Regions from separate parts of the Homo sapiens genome. Here region 1 is linked to region 2. The links are chromatin loops, found by intact Hi-C in ENCODE. Cell type or tissue: PC-3. All regions are shown on one strand. Each heading gives the region's core, and the rest is flanking DNA. Links, peaks and the distances in the headings are about the cores only.

The links. Peaks named below come from ENCODE experiments on the same cell type or tissue, not always from the same donor. Only the 100,000 strongest peaks of a DNase experiment are listed, where the experiment ranks them.
Region 1: it touches region 2 in a loop (15-fold over the local background); 12 of 110 quality-filtered maps call a loop at or near these places.

What each region holds. Positions count from the first base shown.
Region 1 is chr3:373,532-382,429 of GRCh38, forward strand. It overlaps CHL1 (cell adhesion molecule L1 like), which reads left to right. Exons shown (of 28, transcript NM_006614.4): 16 at 4,287-4,411; 17 at 8,648-8,749. All of the region lies in intron 2 of CHL1-AS1 (CHL1 antisense RNA 1), which reads right to left. Among named protein-coding and RNA genes, the nearest start is that of CHL1-AS1, 7.8 kb to the right of the region's middle. In PC-3, for the core only: a CTCF peak has its summit at 3,741 (motif pointing left); DNase peaks (open chromatin) are centred at 3,900 and 7,440; H3K27ac peaks cover 1,025 bases.
Region 2 is chr3:39,011-47,908 of GRCh38, forward strand. No RefSeq gene overlaps it. Among named protein-coding and RNA genes, the nearest start is that of LINC01986, 32 kb to the left of the region's middle. In PC-3, for the core only: a CTCF peak has its summit at 4,059 (motif pointing right); no DNase peak of the experiment used is centred there.

The DNA.
Region 1 (8,898 bases), core at 464-8,463, 330 kb after region 2:
CAGGGAGCTTAGCGTGTTAGGCAGTTGTGATTCCCAGTGCTGGCTGCTGCCCCTCTTCTAAGGAGCTCAAATGGCTTAGGAAGCAGGCAGCTGCAGCTGTGGGGCTGGCCGCCCCTCCACCAGGAGCTCGGTAGGCTTAAGCAGATTCCAGCTGAAAGGCTGTTGAGAATCTGTGGGGCTTCGGGGTTGTGATGCTAGACCCAGTGGCTGGAGTTTGTGAGTGGGGTCTTCCAATCCATGGGTTTCACAGTTCTGTGGAAAAAGCTGGGTAGCACATTCACTCACCGCCTCCCTTGGCTGGGGGGAAGGGTCTCCCCTGCCCCGTGCGGCTCTCAGGTGGACCACTGCACCACACTGTTCTTCCCTCCTCTCCGCGGATCATGCCAGCCTCCTAGTCAGTTCTTCTAAGAGAAACCTGGATACCTTGGTTGCCAGGGAAGGATTCACACACTTACTATAGTTCTTTTCCATGGGAGCCTCCGAACACAGCTGTTTCTAGTTCGCTATCTTGGTCCTGCTCCCTGCCTCCGCCTCCCCCAGCCCCCACCGCCCCACTGCCTTCATTTCTTCATCTGCTTGTCTCATTTCTGTTGCTTGCTTGGTCTATGTTGGTATTTATGTGTGAGCCGCCTCTATGCAAAGGCATTGGTCTCAGCCTTGGTTCTTGATTTATTCTCTCCCCTCCTTCCGATATATACAAAGGTTTGCAGAAAGGCAGTGTATGTATTACAACCAGTTCTCATTGAAACACGAGATTAATTATATACCTCTAAAGGCTACGCTTTGCAATACAGATCTCCAGCCTCAGGTTAGGTCTCCGCTGATCTGCCAACTGCTCAGATATGCCTAAATTCTGCCTCTTTTGTTACTACTGCCTGACTATCCGGGGTCTTCCATGTGACCTCTGGGCTACAGCCAAGAAGGGAATCAGAGACCCATGGCTGGTGGGTAATATGACATGGACATTTAGGCTTTGACCCCAGAAGCCCTAAGCAACCTTTTCATGTGACCCAGTTTTACAGTTCCTGCAGGATCCCAGAGCTGACACTGAAATGAACCTCTGGCTATCTGAGTGGACTGAGCAAGTGACACAGATGTTCTGCCAATTTCCCTAAACAAGTAACAGGGATAAAGGACAATAACCTTAGCTCAGAAGAGGCCCCAGGAGCAAGGAAGCCTGGGAGTAACTGCTGCTGGCTGGCCTTGACTGCTGCCAAGGGCATGCACGGTGATATAGCAGGGAGTAGAAGTCACAGGTATCTGCTAATTTTCTACAAAGCCATATCAGTAACCTCATACTTCTTACCTTCTGCTGAGACACCTTCTCCTTATTACTATGCAGAAGACCGGAAGCTTTAACCTAAAGGGAGGTTAAACTTCTAATCAAATATACATGGTGAACAATGAGAAGTGAAAATTCCTTCTTCTCTTCTCGCTTGTCCCCTTTCTTGTGTAGGGATGCAGTAAGTGCTGGGAACTGCCACTCTGAACCATTAGACCTACGGGGCTTCATGTTATGTTAGTACTTCCCATACATGCTTTCTCTCTTTAGGCCTCCCAATAATACTATTAGGTAGATTGAAATGCCCCCCCAGGAATTTTCTGTGGATTTCCTACCTGCAGGTGGCCATAGACCATACAGGCTATAGACCATACACTATGGTTATGAAAAATGAAATGGAGCATGGCTATGAAACCATTTTTAGAATTTATATCGTGCTTAACAAAGGTAATGGGGACTGTTCATGACTGTAGGCAAAGGGAGGGACCTAGTCCTGTGGGAGAGACCACTGTAGCATGAAAAGTGGGATATACTGATAACTAGGAGGGCGTGGGAGGAAAGGGCATTGAGAATCCAGTGGGAGGGTTTTTCCTTGGCACCAAATAGGAGCTGCTTTTTTCCCCCTCCAGAAATAGTGGCAAATTAATGAGGGAAGGGGAGAAGTTGAAGATGCAAAGATGAAGATGCAGTCATAGTGAAAGGTCTCTTTCTAACAAATTAGGAAATAAGGTAATTTGTTCAAGCAGAGAGGCAGGAGAAATGGGAGTTGGGGACATTAAAACACCAACCATGAGAAATGTGATTAGCAATAAGCCAAAAATGAATGAAATCAACTTGATTAATATTATTAGTAACACTCTCTGAGCACATACTCTGCCAGGCTGTATGCACTAATCACTTTATGTGCTTTACCTCATTTAATTCTCCTAAAGAGAAAGAAAATATTGTTATCCCCATTTTTCAGATAAGATGAATTAGGCTCAATGTTTTGTTCAAGGTTGTACAAATAATAATTGATGGAACTGAGCCGCAAACACAGGTCTCCAAAGAGAGAATCGTTTTGTCATAGTGCCTTCAGGGAAACACGGATATTACTCAGCTGAACAGGGTAAGACAACAATGGCTGCTGACATGGATTAGGGACTAGCAGACTGGATACCGCAGATGAAGGAGTCGAGTGGTTTTAGTGGATAGATTTCTCAGGCAAGGTAATTAAGCAGATGAAGGCAAACAGAGGAAAAGATTGGGGCACGAAGATGTGAAGAGGTTTTTAGCTTCTTCTAAGAGTTCAAGTGTTATGAGAGTAGAAATGATACAACTTTTTAAAGCAGAATCCCAGCTGACCTATGATGGGAACATAATGTGAGGGAGGAATAAGTGACTGTTTTCTTGGGCATGGGGAATTTGGAGCTGTCTGTTACTGCAGCACACCATAGTGTGACCCCGTGTGTGATTTTCTGTGTGACCCTATGTGTGACAACTATTTGTGATTTTGACATGTGACAGAATTATCCAGGCTTCATGTTCAAATGCAATGGCCCTTGCCCCATCTCCAAATGTACTGATTTGGAACCTGGACTGAGGCTGGAACACGACATTTTTAATAAGTTCTTTAGGTATACCATACCTACCACATTTCGAGGACTAGTGAGGCACCCAACGTTGATTAATTGGAGGCACCTAAGATACATTTGTGAGACTGGAAACAAGGCATAGTGCAACCATGACTTGCCAAAAAAATTGGTAGCTTTCTTCTCTGGCCTGAAACACCCCGTGCCAGGGTATAAATCTTGGCAAGATTTCAGCTACTATGGGCCCTCGTGCAGGGCACAGAAGTCCTATTTCAAGAGGTTATTAAAGTATATTCTTTCATCTAAGAAGGTACATTTTTCAAAAATTGTCAGGATATGCAGTATTCTAATATTGTATCAAATGGACACCTGAGTAACATGACCTGACATGTTAATTCATGTCAAAGTTTTATTATGTCTAGAATTATGGTGAGATTCTTGATTAACAATTCAAGGTAATATTGGTTGGCAAATCTTTCTATTATTGGTGTAGGAATAAGGGCTGATTCTGTCTATAATCAAAATAACTATGTTTCATTACACTGCAATTTAAAGTAGGTTTATATAATTCAAAATTCTCAGCATTTTATATGAAATGTACATAAAAATATTAATTATGTGAGCCTCCTTTCCTCCTCACAAGGATGACACTATTTAAGTTATTTCAACAAAATGCTAATTATTATGAATACATTTTAAATTTTACGGAACTTGAAAAATACTTTAATAGTTATCTCAACAATGGTACGGGGTAAAAGGTGAAGTTTATAAAGAAGCAGTTTTCTCATAGTAAACCTGATCACAAATTGGTAAAAACAAATGATAAAAAGTGAGGTGAAATGATTTGCAAAAAGAAGTACTACACTGCCATCTTCTGTTCAAATAAGTCATATGCTTCAATTGCTATCTGATCTTAATGTGCATTGTACTTGGGAGTGGAGGGGCGGAGAAAAGAGAAACTTGTGAAAAACTGAGATTATCCGACTCCTTCTCAGGTATTCTGGTTCTGTGGAATGGAGATGGAATTCAGGAATCTGCCTTTGTAGGAAGCACTCCAATCGAGCCTATATAGGTGATTCCCTAAACATACCTTAAGAATTACTCAAATATATCTTGGCCATTGTGAGGTATGATGCACTCTTTAAACATGCCAGGCAACATACAGTTCCATCACTGACCCATGCAAACAGATGGTTAGATTTCATAATTTTTAATGTGATTTTGTTTATGGCTATGTAGACAGTTGTGTATGCTAGAATAATTCTTTATCTCCAGGTTTCAACTGTGGCATTCTCTAATCAAATTTGCATTGCATAAAGTCATCTTTCACTCTTAGATTGTTTTCGATAAGGAATATGCATTTTTAAAAGAATTGGGTTTCTATCATTTCTATTGTTTTCCTTCTCATCATGTACTCACTTTTTTTCTGATAGGATAATTATTGATGGAGCTAATTTGACCATATCTAATGTAACTTTAGAGGACCAAGGTATTTACTGCTGTTCAGCTCATACTGCTCTAGACAGTGCTGCCGATATAACTCAAGTAACTGTTCTTGGTAAGTGCACTAACTAATGAGAAATCTGTTCATTTCTTCATTTCTGATTAAATCCCATCGTTCCTGGCCAATAAAGCTAATGATTCTTTGAGCCCCTGCACATATATTGTTAGTTTCAAATTTTTGTTTAAAAAGCAACACAACTTCAAATCCTTTCTCCTTTTTTCATATAAAAGAAATTAATTAATGCTTAATTTTTTTTCCCTACATGTGTTAATTTGCCAATAGCAGTGGGAGGTAAGTGATGCTATCCGCAGAAAGAAAAATAAAGCACGCTTGAGTTCCTAGCACTCTTGAGCTACTCTTTCCTGGTGTACAAAGAAATGGGGCTGAGGAATGGAGGTGGGCTAGACTGGAGGATCTCGATAGGGGTCAAGAGGTGGATGCACGGTGGTCATCTCTAAACCAAAGGCACAGACTGAGTTCCCAGGGTTCCAGGAAGGATGGAGAGGAACTTCCAGCATTCTACAAAGGAATGTCTTTGATTTTTGTCGTTGTTGTTGTTGATGAAAGTACTAATCAGGAAACAGTGTGCACACTTCACTAGTATAATCAATGCAATTACTCCTGAAATCACCAATGTTTAAAGCTCTTAGACCATCTGCTGGATGTTTTCCAAAATTTCCCTTCCAGATTCACTCTCTACCAGCTCTTTGACCTAGAAAGGTTGCTTTTAAGGACAACATCAGCAAACCACTTTCCTTCCAGCTATTATTTGGTTCAGCAAGTGGAGGGCCGTTTGGAGTGTTGTACTGATTCTCCCTACTCCATCCCTGTGGACTGGCTGTGTCCCACTGCCAAAGTCATGGCTTCTGCAGACAGGGTCTCCTCACACCATTCCTTCTGATGAGGCTCTAGCAGCTGCATCCCACCACCAATATTTCAAGTCTCTCTCACACCCAACCTACTGAACATCCTGCCCACATCTTTTTAAAGACGTTTTATTAAAACATTTTGGAACTATCGTAAATTTGTGTGAGTTATTCATTGATTTTCTGCAGGGACCCTAACAGCTACAGACATTTGTTCTGTTTCGGTGGCCACCATGTAGTCTTTCTTTTAGTTTGCAGACATTCCTTAAAAGTGTTGGTTTTGCCTACCCTTCTTTATCATATGTCTACATTAATCACTGTTATCAACAGACCTTTGTGTCTTTAGCACTCCAGCTGTTGGGGCCACCTGTTAGGTTCCAAACAAGGGAGGTGGTGGTACAGACCAAGGGAGAAAGTTCAGTCTCTTCTGAGAGACTGATAAAAAAATGGGTCAACAGGCTGGATCCCTTCAAGTAAAGCAAATGGCCAACCTGTCTCGGGCGAAACAAATGGCCATCAAGGTTGGGTTCTAAAATAAAAGAACAGTTTCCACTTACAGAAGGTATGGACTTGTAGAGTTGTCGAGTCGGCTCAGTAGAATTGTACCTTTAGGCAGAATGTTTGGCCATTGGGTATTTGAGCATTTTCAGGTCTTTACAAGCAGAAAGGTTTAATCCCCTAGGATGATTTCAACAATAATTCATCAGATAAAGTAGTCGAGCTTCAGATAAACTGGAATTCATCCCAGGCCTAGTGAGTAGAGGGGTAAGTGTCAGGCTCCGTGCGCTTTGTCCCTAAGTATTTTGAGCAGTCTCAGCCACCAAAAGGACCGGGTCTCCTACTGCTTGGTGCTCCCCTTCTCAATTTCCTTACAAAATTTAAAAGTTCATTCTTGCGATTAGGCTGCCATTTTTGGAACTATTAATTTTTTTAATTCTACATAAATTTTACCTACGATTATATGTACTGGTTATATACGCAGTAATCTACCAGTGTTTACAGAATAAAAATAAAAATAAATTTTGGAGAATATTATGTTTAAAATTTACATTCTTTTATTTTTTAGACAAACTTCTGATTTACCAAAGCATCTCTCGACAATTGACAATAAAAAAATAATTATATAGACACATACGAGGTTTCTAAAAGACTATGTTTTACCCCCTGGAAAACAATTTTTTAAAGTACATACTTGACCCCCTTTAATCAAAAGTTATTTTTAAAAGCCTTGACATAAACATGCTTTCAGGATATCATTTTTTAAAAGTTTCAGTTGCAAGTTCATCAGTTCTAGCTCCATACGATTCTCAGAAGAGCCAGATTTTAATATCAGATGCAATACACAGCCTTAGTTTATTCCAGGAAGCTTCAGAAATCAGTGGACTCAGTAAATACTGAAGAGAAACCAAAGTCCTCTGAGCTCAGAGATTCTGAAACCTGTTGAAGAATTAACTTTTTATTTATGGCTTTAATGTTTGGACACAGTCATGAACCACATTTTTTAAAAAACATGTTCTCTCTTCTGAATTGGAAACGATGCTTTTTGTCAATGTAAATTTCTAACAATTAGCAAATATTCAGGAGGAGCAATGGACGGTGCTTTCCACTTGGAGAAGAAAGAGCCCATTGAAAGGCTACATTAGATAATATCTTCCTTTTCTCTTCTGCTAAAAGATAAAAGTCCTCCAATGCTTGAGAGAATTCAAACCCAATTTTCAGAGTAAATACCATTAGAAATAAGATTTCTTTTTACTGTTGCTTTATTTTCAAAGTACCAGAAATTTTCATTTTCTTTAGTACTCAAAAATTTGTGATCATTTACTTACTTAATTTTCCAGTTTCTGTCACAACATTTAACAATGCCAAATCTCCCTGTTCTGATATAAACTGCCTTCCTACTCTTTTTGAGAACTCCAGGTTAAGACGGTATCAAAGTTGCTATAATGAAAATTCATTGTTATCAATAATGATAAAAATCCAACACAGTTGCAGAAAAGAAAGCAGAGCTCATGATCTCTTTTTCTATAACCATAAGACCTAATGTTTATTGCTTTAATATAATAATTATACACATGATTGAAGTAATAATATCTTTTTCACTGATTTATTTAGTTATAAAACATTTATGTGTGAGGCACTGTGGGCAATGCAAAGCTTAATAAAATATGACCCCTATTCTTGGAGATGAATCAGGCATATAAACAAATATGTACTGGACAAACAGAAATGATTCATTTGAGATACATCATGTTTCCCAGACTTGGGTATACCTAATCCCCATCCAAGGAACTTGTTTGCAAATGCAGATTCCTGGGCCCACCTTCCTCAGTAAGCCAGAAATAGGGCCTAGGAATTTTCATTGTTATTAACTACTCCTAAAAGAATTCTGATGTCCCTGGTCAAGGATAACCCCTTGAGACTGTAATCAGAGAAGAGGGAGGTAATATGGTCCATTGGGGAGGACATGTGGAGATGCTGCATTTTACAAAGAACCCCAGACCCCAGAGCCTGATGCGATTGAACACAGTGGAGACATGGGCCCAGAAAAGAAGGGTTTTTATGGAACCAAACTGGGGTCCACCAACCCAGTGCAGTAAGACCAGGTATCTATACTGAGGTTTGCAGTGGGAGAAAGGAAGACACTTATCTGCAGGGCACCAAACAAGAACTGGTCAGCTCATGCTTAAGTCCCAACCTCCCCAGTGGCTTGCAGGTGAAGGTATTTAAAAGCAGGAGTAAATTTCAGGAGAGCAAATGCTATAGGCAAAATAGTAAATTAGTACATTGAGGTTACACATTGCTTTATGCCTAAAAGGGTGAGGTATCTTGAACTGGAGTTGGGGCATGGCTTACAGGTCATAGGTGGATTCAAAGATTTTCTGATTTGCAATTGGTTAAGGAAGAGAAGCTTTGTTTAAAAATTGGGAGTCAGCCAAAAAGAATATTAGCTCTGGCTCATGGATGTGGCTCCCTTTAGGCCCTCAGGAAGAAATTTACAAAAAATGATGGTCAGAACTCAGACTTCAGTTTCCCCTTATCTGAGGTCTCCATGCCAGCAAAGTTATTTGGTGAGAGTCTGGGTTCCAGAAAAACAACTTAGAGACATATATTAAGATGTTATCTTCAGTTTCTATAGGAGAACCAAACATCCCTGTGATTCCAGCTTCCTTGGCTATTGTTTAAAGCTACTATTACCTCCGTTCTTATCAAGTTGTTTATTTACTTCTTAGGGCTAGCTAGGTGCCTGAATTACCCTTGAAACTCCACCTTTCCCTTCCATATGTGGGGTGGGGGGCGGGGGTGCTTCCCAGGTCCCTAAGAGGGTGGTACCTCCTCTGTCTCCGGGTAGCTGGCAATGTGTCTGAGGAAGGGAATCAGGTAAACAAAGGCAATTATCTACATTTTCCCTTCCTTTATTAATTAGATGTTCCGGATCCACCAGAAAACCTTCACTTGTCTGAAAGACAGAACAGGAGTGTTCGGCTGACCTGGGAAGCTGGAGCTGACCACAACAGCAATATTAGCGGTAGGAAGACTTGGGATAACTGTTTTCATTACTCTAGATAGTCAAAATTAATAGCGAAGTCACTTTTTAACCACTCTTACTGGTTTATTCTTCTTATAACATCCTTTTGAACTTTTAATATTGAGTATAAATTTTGGTATAACTTATCC
Region 2 (8,898 bases), core at 400-8,399:
GCTGGAGTGCAGTGATGTGATAGAACTTCTGGGTCTCCCAAGAGGCTAGGATTACAGGCACTTCCACCACCATGCCCCACTCACATCTCAGTGTCTATATCCTGGGGCTACGACCTTCATGATCTAGCTTTTATCCCCCTACTTCTCCCTATTCCCTTCCCTGGCTGCAGCATCCTCGGTGTATTTCCTTGAAACCTTGATTGCTGTTGACTTGTTTTCCCTTCTTAGGTGAGACCAGGAGGCTAAAGGGAGCTTCAGTGGGAGGAATGCCTCTACTGTGATAAACTCTTAGCAGAGTCTTTCTTTTGGAGTATCAGCCTTTATTAAGGAGAAGACTGAGCTATTTCACAATGATTAATCTTCTCTTCCACCTGCCAGAGCCATGAAAAAACATCTTTTCAGATGTTTACTGTGAGAACCTGGTGGGGTTCCTAAATATAAAGCCCTTTAAAGTGTGGGAGACCCTTGGGAGGCCGAGGCGGGCGGATCACGAGGTCAGGAGATGGAGACCATCCCGGCTAAGACGGTGAAACCCCGTCTCTACTAAAAACACAAAAAATTAGCCGGGCGCGGTGGCGGGCGCCTGTAGTCCCAGCTACTCGGGAGGCTGAGGCAGGAGAATGGCGGGAACCCGGGGGGCGGAGCTTGCAGTGAGCCAAGATGGCGCCACCGCACTCCAGCCTGGGCGACAGGGCCAGACTCCGTCTCAAAAAAAAAAAAAAAAAAAAAAAAGTGTGGGAGACCCCTACCCCTAAATATCCAGCTCCTAATAGTTTCTCACTCTCACAGTAATTCATACACAGCCCACAGCAATTCATTACAATTACCAAATGAATGTTCCTATCAGTGTATGGCACCAGCTTGTTCTCTTCCAGGTAAGTAGATCTCAGGTATGTCTCTCTGGATGCACCCGATGAGTCCAAGAAAAGTTACTGATTTTCAGTTGGTTCAACTGTTTCTTGTCATAGGCCAAGTATGACGTCCAAATTCTTTATATGTCAGAGCTGAACGAGACTCCTAAGGCTTTTTTTTTTTTTTTAACTTTTTTCTTTTCTTTTTTGATGTTTAGAAGATATGGCAGTATTCCAGTACGTGTTAAGAGTATCCTGGATGGGAGGATGGCAACCACTAAAGCCAGTCTCTAGTCTTTTCAATTCCACCAAGTTCTTCGAAGAATGAAATGACTTCTTCCGGCAATCACAGCCTTGCCGAAAATCTGTGCTCCTCGAGCATAAATGCTAGTTGAAGCTAACAGGGACAGAGTTGATTAATGAACTAAAGGTACACTGCTGCTCCTGTTAATACATGCAAAGTTTACATGTTCCCAACATCAATGGGCTTTTGCATAACTGTGATATCTTCTCTGAGCTAATAATCTAGGTTGAGGTACTTGAGGGGTTCAGAGTATACCACCCTGAAATAGACTACTCTGGCATAAGAATTGTTTTGAGCTAAAGGCAACTGAGGGAAAAACAGACACAGGACACACTCTCTGTCCTTCCTTTCTCTACCAGGAAGACTAGAACAATTCTTAATCACCTGAGACAATGCTAGACTCTTATCAGCCCAGAGATGGCACCAGAGGAACCTACATAACTTTACTAAAAGAAATTGTATCTTCTATTAGTTTCAGCCTCTATATATAGCCCTCCACAAGTTATAGCCCTTGGAAGGCTAACAGTCTTTTGTCTTATGTCTTGCCACTTTTCTACACATTTATTATTATTTGCTAAGGTACTATATATGCACAAGTTCTTTTTTTTTATTTTTTATTTTTCCTGAGATAAGATCTTGCTCTGTCACCCAGGCTGCAATGCAGTGATGTGATCATAGTTTACTGCAGCCTCCAACTCCTGGCCCAAGGGATCCTCTAGCCTTAGCCTCCCAAGTAGCTAGGACTACAGGTGCACTCCACCAAACCTAGCTAATTTTGTACTTTTTGTAGAGATGTGATCTTGCTATGCTGCCCAGTCTGGTATGCTCAAGTTTAATCACCCCTTTGAGTCACTTGTCACTGAGGTTTCTCCCAAGTGATGTGCACTGCACACATTAATAAACTCTTTGTTTTTCTCATATTAATCTATCTTTTGTGAGTTTAGTTTACAATGAACATAAGATAGTGTCTTATTCTATTCGGGCTTTTATAACAAATTACCATAGACTCAATATTTATTTCTCGCAATTCTGGAGGCTGAAAGTCTTAGATCAGAGTGCCAGCATAGTTAGGATCTGGTAAGAGTCCTCTTCCAGTTTGCACAGTTGACATCTCCTTGTATCCTCACATAATGTAAAAAGGGCAAGCTAGCTCTCCAGCCTCCTCTTCTAAGGGCACTAGTCCCATTTATGACAGTTCCACTCTCATGACCTAATTACTTCCCAAAGGTGACACTTCTAAACACCATTACATTGGGATTCGAATTTCAACATGAATTTTTGGGGAACACAAACATTCAGTCCCTTGCAGATGGGTAAAGGGAAAAGATTTTTCCTCCCTTACATACTCCATTTGTTATCTATTCTGAGGCTTGAGAATTTCCTACAAAATGGATATGTTTAGATAGAGAAAGAGAAATTTTGCTAAATGATGCCTGTAAAGCTTAGCAGTTAGAAGTTTATGTATCTAAAATCCTAATAAGCCTATGTTGGATGATACCTTATAAATCCTCCTTTCTTTCATTGTGAGGGAAGGAGCTGAGTCTTAGAGAGGCTGAGCCACATGTTCAAGAGTTTAATGAGTAGTGGGGTCAGTAGAAGCCATGTCTTTCTAACTCTAAAGATAATGGCAGCCTGTGTAAGACAGAGACTCTTAGGTTTTGTGTTGTCTCCTCTCTATGCTTCTTCCCTCTACTTCAAGACCTCTCCTACCAAAGCCTGTCTAAAGCCATGAATAGATGGAGCTTTTTCTATTGCTGCTGCAACAAATTACCACAAATTTAGTGTCAAGTAATACATATTTTATGTTATAGTTCTGGAGGTCAGAGTCCAAAATAGATTACTAGGCTAAAAAGAAAGTATCTGTAGGGCTGCAGTCCTTCTGGAGGCTGTAAGGAAGAAACCATTCTGTGGCTTTTTCTAGCTTTTAGAGGTCATCCACATTCCTTGGCTCATGGCTCCCTTCCTCCATCATCAAAACCAACAAGGTTTGGCTGAATACTTTTGAGGCTGCCGTCTTTCCAATTCTCTTGCTTCTGTCTCCTCCTGCACTTTTGAGGAGATGACATTAGGTCCACCTTGAAAGTCCAGGATAATCTTCCTATTTTAATGTCAGCTGGGTAGCACATTTAACTGTCCTTTGCTATACAACCTAACATATTCACTGTTTCTGGGGATTAGCTATGGACATCTTTGGGAGACCATTATTCTGCCTGCACCAGAGACAGAGAGAGAGAGAGAGAGAGAGAGAGACAGAGAGAGAAATTCCTCTCACAGCATATGGTTGGGAAGTTGATATATTAATGTATAAGTGAGGAGATAAAAACAAGACTGCTGGTAAATAAGACAGTATAGGACAATTAATTGATGAGATTCAGGTTATAGCCATTGGAATAGAGAGAAGGCACAGATCTAAGTGCACTGGATATATCCAAGAAAGTTACATCTATCTGGGTAATGAAGACTGCATAGCTATTGGATGAGGCAGGAAGGGACCCCAGTGAAGTGAGGAGCAGAGTTAGGAAAGAAGGCATCATGTGTACAGCACAGGGATGGAACCGACTCTAACGAGTTAGGTCATGTTGATAACTAGCAAGAAAACTGTGGATAGGAAGGGTAAGATGAAATTCTGTTTACTCTTAAAGCTAGACAGGGAATTCTTATGAAAGGACAATTTTAAAAAATCCAAGTAAATGGTACATGAATTCTCCTTGGCTTCAGAGCACATGGACAATGATTAATTGCAGCAATATCATATGAAATCACCATTCTGTAGGTCAAAAATTGTCAAATATCTGCAATTTCTTATGATTCACCTTAAAAGAAGTGTAGAGGCTCAATATTACTCTAGAAACGTGGAGGGAGATTCAATGATCAGAAAGTTGTCCTTTAAAATCACCACAAGAGGGTGGTAAAGAATTATGCTTTATATCGCACACCTGCAGAATATTGGTCTTTCCACACACAAAAATAATTATTTAAATGTATGTAAGATGGAGCTTTGGAGATGTTTTTCTTTCTAATTTGTTGTTGTTAATCATACTTAAAATAGCGTGATTTGGCATCCACAAAGTATATTGGCTGCTAGCTGGACGTCTTCAATGCAGAGAACACCAATTACATGCACATATCTCCATCTTCCATATGTGTATGAATGCGCTTAAAATGCAACAGATTCATACATAAATTATAAGCACCTCATCACTGTCAAACTTCTAATCTATGATGATGAATTAAATAGAATTTTAAATGGAGAAATCTATATTTTAAATTCATTTCCCTATCTTGTTTATAAAATGAAATATTGAAATGAAGTTAGGGGAGTGGTCCTGTGGTTCATGTTCAAATGTTAGTCAAGCTCCGGCTGTTTACCGTTCTCAGTGACCTTGATTAAATTGCTCAACTCAGCTGGGAACTGAATTGTGTATTTAGAGGATTAAGCAGTGCTGCCCGACATTTTAGAGTTAGACACACCTACTATAACTTGCTTTGGCATTAACGCTGGGCTTCTCTTGAATTAAAATGGCAATCTCCATTCTGCAAGGGAAGGTCTCAGGGACTTGAAGATATGTTTACTCTATCCAATAACACGGGTATTGATTTCTGATTTCTTTTTTCATTTCCCTTCTTTATAACTTAAAATTCCCAACATTTTAGTAGAGACGTATTTAATCTGTAGTGTTTGATTATTATATGTGCACCTGTGCCTGCAAGTGTATCTGTATGTGTGCCTGTGTGCATGTGTGCATGGATGTATATGAGTGTCTGCATGTCTGCCTTGTGATATGTGAGTGAATACTTACCCAATGTGTGTGCATCTCTGTGTTTTGTTGTGTGTTTTCCTATGTGCACTACATAAGTGTGTGAGGGTTGGGTGTATGAGAGTCTGTGCATGTGTGTCTGCAGGAAGTACATATGCAAGTATGGCACACGCATTGGCATACATTGATGTGCACTTGTGTACATACGCGTTTGTGTGTGGGTGTGAGATATACATTGTGGTGTGTTCATGTGTGACGTGTGTGCACAGGCATGTGCAAGAGTGTGCTGGTGTGTGTGCATGCATGTGTGTGTCCCTAATGTGCATGTGTGTGTGTCTGCATGTGTATTTGAGATTTTGGTAGGCAAGTAGGGAGATTGCAAATTGAGTGTGTGTAGGTGCATATGTGTATACATGTGCCTGTTTGTGTGTGTGTGTGTGTGTGTGTGTGTGTGTGCATAAAGATAAAGAGCTAGATACATTGTCTTTAGAACCGTATTCACAGTTGAGCGCCTTTCTCTGAGCCAGGAGAATCCAGTGTGCTCCTTGTACCCTCTCAGAGTTTAACAAGGGAAAGCTTTGAACTTTCAACTTTAGTGCCGGGGCTGCTACTCCTTTTGCCTTTCCCTCTTCCCCCATAAAACGTCTGTTTATGTATTGTGTAAGAACCCATTTTAAACCCACCAACCTCCCCTTACTTTTCACTTACTCTGCGTAAAAGCTTAGTCAAGTTTAAGAGCACTTTAAGAGCATAGGTGATTCGTCAGGGTGTGAGAACTATGATTCAGGTATTTATTTTCATCACTTCATACCTTTACTTTCTCTAGTATTTGACAGTTTGGGCTCTCGGGTAATATCATAAATGACTTTGAGTTTCTTTGGAGAAGAAAAGTGTAAAATAGACTTTGAAATGATCTTTTTATTAATGTGACCATTTCATTAGCCACGGCACATTTTTTTTAAGAATATATTTTCAGTGAATCTTTTAAAGCTCATTTTATGCCTGCCTTTATTTAAACTCGATATTCTTTGGCAAAAATGCCGGAGTAGACTTTGCAAGTCCTGTTTTCTTGGAAACAGATGATTGCTCACCTTTGAGGTTTGTCTTGAGAATGTGCTCTCTGATCTTCTTAGAGTTTAGTGCATAATCAGTTTTTCTTCTTTTTTTTCCTGGCTCAGCAAATTTTCCAAGCTAGGTTTTTCTAGTTTTGGAGTATTTGGAAAAAAGCAAGTGACTTTCTAGTCAGGGAGTCCGAAGGTCACATCCGGAGCCAACCGCATGTCAAGTTTAATCTCCTGGCCTTTACAACTATTAATATTTACTCATGATGTCTTCTGGACATCTACAAAATTTTAGTCCACACTGTACAATTAGGAAACAAATTATATACTGCTTTTTTAATCTATTTTTTTTAACAGGAGTGGCTTTGGTTTCTTTTTTAATGTATTCCTTCTTACTGTTATATAGTAGGCTTGCCATAAATTTCTATTGTTAGTCCTTGATATTTTATGAATAAAAAATTTTAAAAACTGATAGTTTCTCAGATAATGTATAGTTGAAACATGTTAATGCCGTCGATTTGCTGCATAAGAACCAGAACACCTCACCACCACATCATCCAAAATGGAGTTTATGCTTCAAAAGAAAGGGAGTAAAGCTGTTGGCTTTAAATGTATAGAGACTACATAAACATTTCTTGCAACACTTGATTTACCTACATAATGTCAAGTATTTGTTGGCATCATGAAAGACAAGATTTTGGGGGATGAGATATGACTTAACCTACAGAAGTTTCTAGAAATGCCAAGATTTTCAAATTATTATTATTACTACAAAGAAGCATAGACATTCAGGTCATTTTTAACTCATATTTAATAGACATATGAGCTATTCCTCTGAAAGAAATGCTGGAAGACTATGTTTATCAGTTGACAGTGTCAAAATTAGGGTCTAAAATGTGAATCGATCAACAGGACTCCTCAATTATCAGCTTGTTTTGTTCTTCTTGATCCATGGCTATTATCTCTGTTCTTCCAATTCCACTTCAGGATTTGTTAGTGCATATTCTCTCCCTTTTGAGATTAATCCATCCTTGATTTCATTGTCTTCTCATTCCCCTCTTATATGCTATAGCTGATCTGACAGCGTGATTTCTGTCTGCCAACTGAATTCACATGCATTTTCCAAACTCAGTTCAATTAGCTGATTTTGATCAGTTTATTGTATGCAAAATAGTCTTAGGAACTGTAGATACACAAGGACAATTCTCTTCCCCATACTTAATATGGTCATAAGCCTTTGGTTGTATACAGAAAAACTGGAAGAAGATCTTTAGGCTTCAAATTATTTCACCATAAGACTCAGCAGCTCAGTGTAGTACTCAATGAGATAATAAAAACATTTTTGATACAAAAAAAGTACCTGTTTCTTTCACTGCTCTTTGGATTGCCTACTCTTAATGTTTCATCTCCATGTTTACACAGATTAGCTGATCAAAACAGGAGTGATGACAAACTAGTAAATGTATGATTTTGTGTTTATCCAGTCATAGCTACTTCTACTGTAGGTATTACTGAGTCCACATGGGACTGTGGGCTTGTGACACATTGACTGCAGTTCTTCAAGAGCCAGGAAATTTTCTCTAACTCAAATTCACTCTTCTACTTTAAGAACAGAAAGGCCAATGATAAATTATATAAGAAGATATAACAACAAATTTGGATAGCATGTTGATTGCAAAACATTCTGAGTGAGGTTCAGTGTCGCTGATAAGGTGCAGAGAAAGTTGTGGAGAGACTCATGGCTGCTTCACTACTTCATGGGCAACTTGCCTGGCTTTTCTTCCCTTTGTTCCAGATTTACTTCAGCCTTACTCACTTTATGTCACTTCTCTTCAGCCAATTCCGTTTATTAAACAGATATTGAGCAACCATCAGATGCCAGACATAACCATATGTTCTAGACAGCAGCTAATATACTATCTGGTAAATAGTAGTAGTACACTATAAATAGTTGAGATTAACAACTGTGTGAAAAGTGAATAAACAAATGTATAGTTTTTCAAACATGGAGATATTCCCCTATTTGCCTCTCACTGATTTGGGGATATAGCTAACATTTCTGGCCCCATAGTTGGACTTTCACTGAGGGGTCATTCTTGCTGACTCTCTGGACCCTCTGTGCCTATGTAGCACTTTGGTGCCTGTCTGTTGTCTTCTTGCAATCTTCCACTTCCCTGCTCTCTTGGATCCTTGTAGCTCCTTTCCATGTAGATGGAATACCATGCCAGGATCTTCTTTGCCAAATAATTCTATGGTCTCTAAAATTATTGACTTCAGATTTAGTGCACAACAAATAAAAGCCTGAGTCACTTATTTGTTGAATCACTCATTAATTTGTTTTTTAAGAAAAATAAGCTTCTACCAAATGCTGGGCCATGCTGCAAAAAGGGAACCCACACTCAACAAAAAGCAGTTCCTACACTGGAAATGGACACAAGGACAAGAAAACTGGTAATTATCAAAAGACAGCCTGACTTGAGCACTAAAAAACTGTATTGCACGAAAACCCATCCCTAAAGTCTCCAAAACAGCCACATTGTTAGAAAAGTATCCAATGCATAATAATTTCATTGAATATTTGCCAAATAACATTTTTAGATGGACAAACATATCTATTCTATTAAGTCAATACAAAATAAATAGCATCAAACAAAGAACTGATAGTGATTGGAATGACAAGAATTAGATCAAAATTTTAAAAGTGGTATTTTAAGATGTAAATGAACTCAAACTAAGCTAGTAGCATTAATAAGATAGAAATTCTAGGAGACTTTCTTAAATAAGGAGGTAAAAATTATTTCAATTAATTCAACAGCTTTTGAAATAGTGCCTCTAAAGTGATAAAAAATGCTTGAAAAGAGTTTGCTTTCCTCAATAGTTTTTATAAAACTCTGTTGAGTGGGTAGTGCCTGTTAAAGGTCACT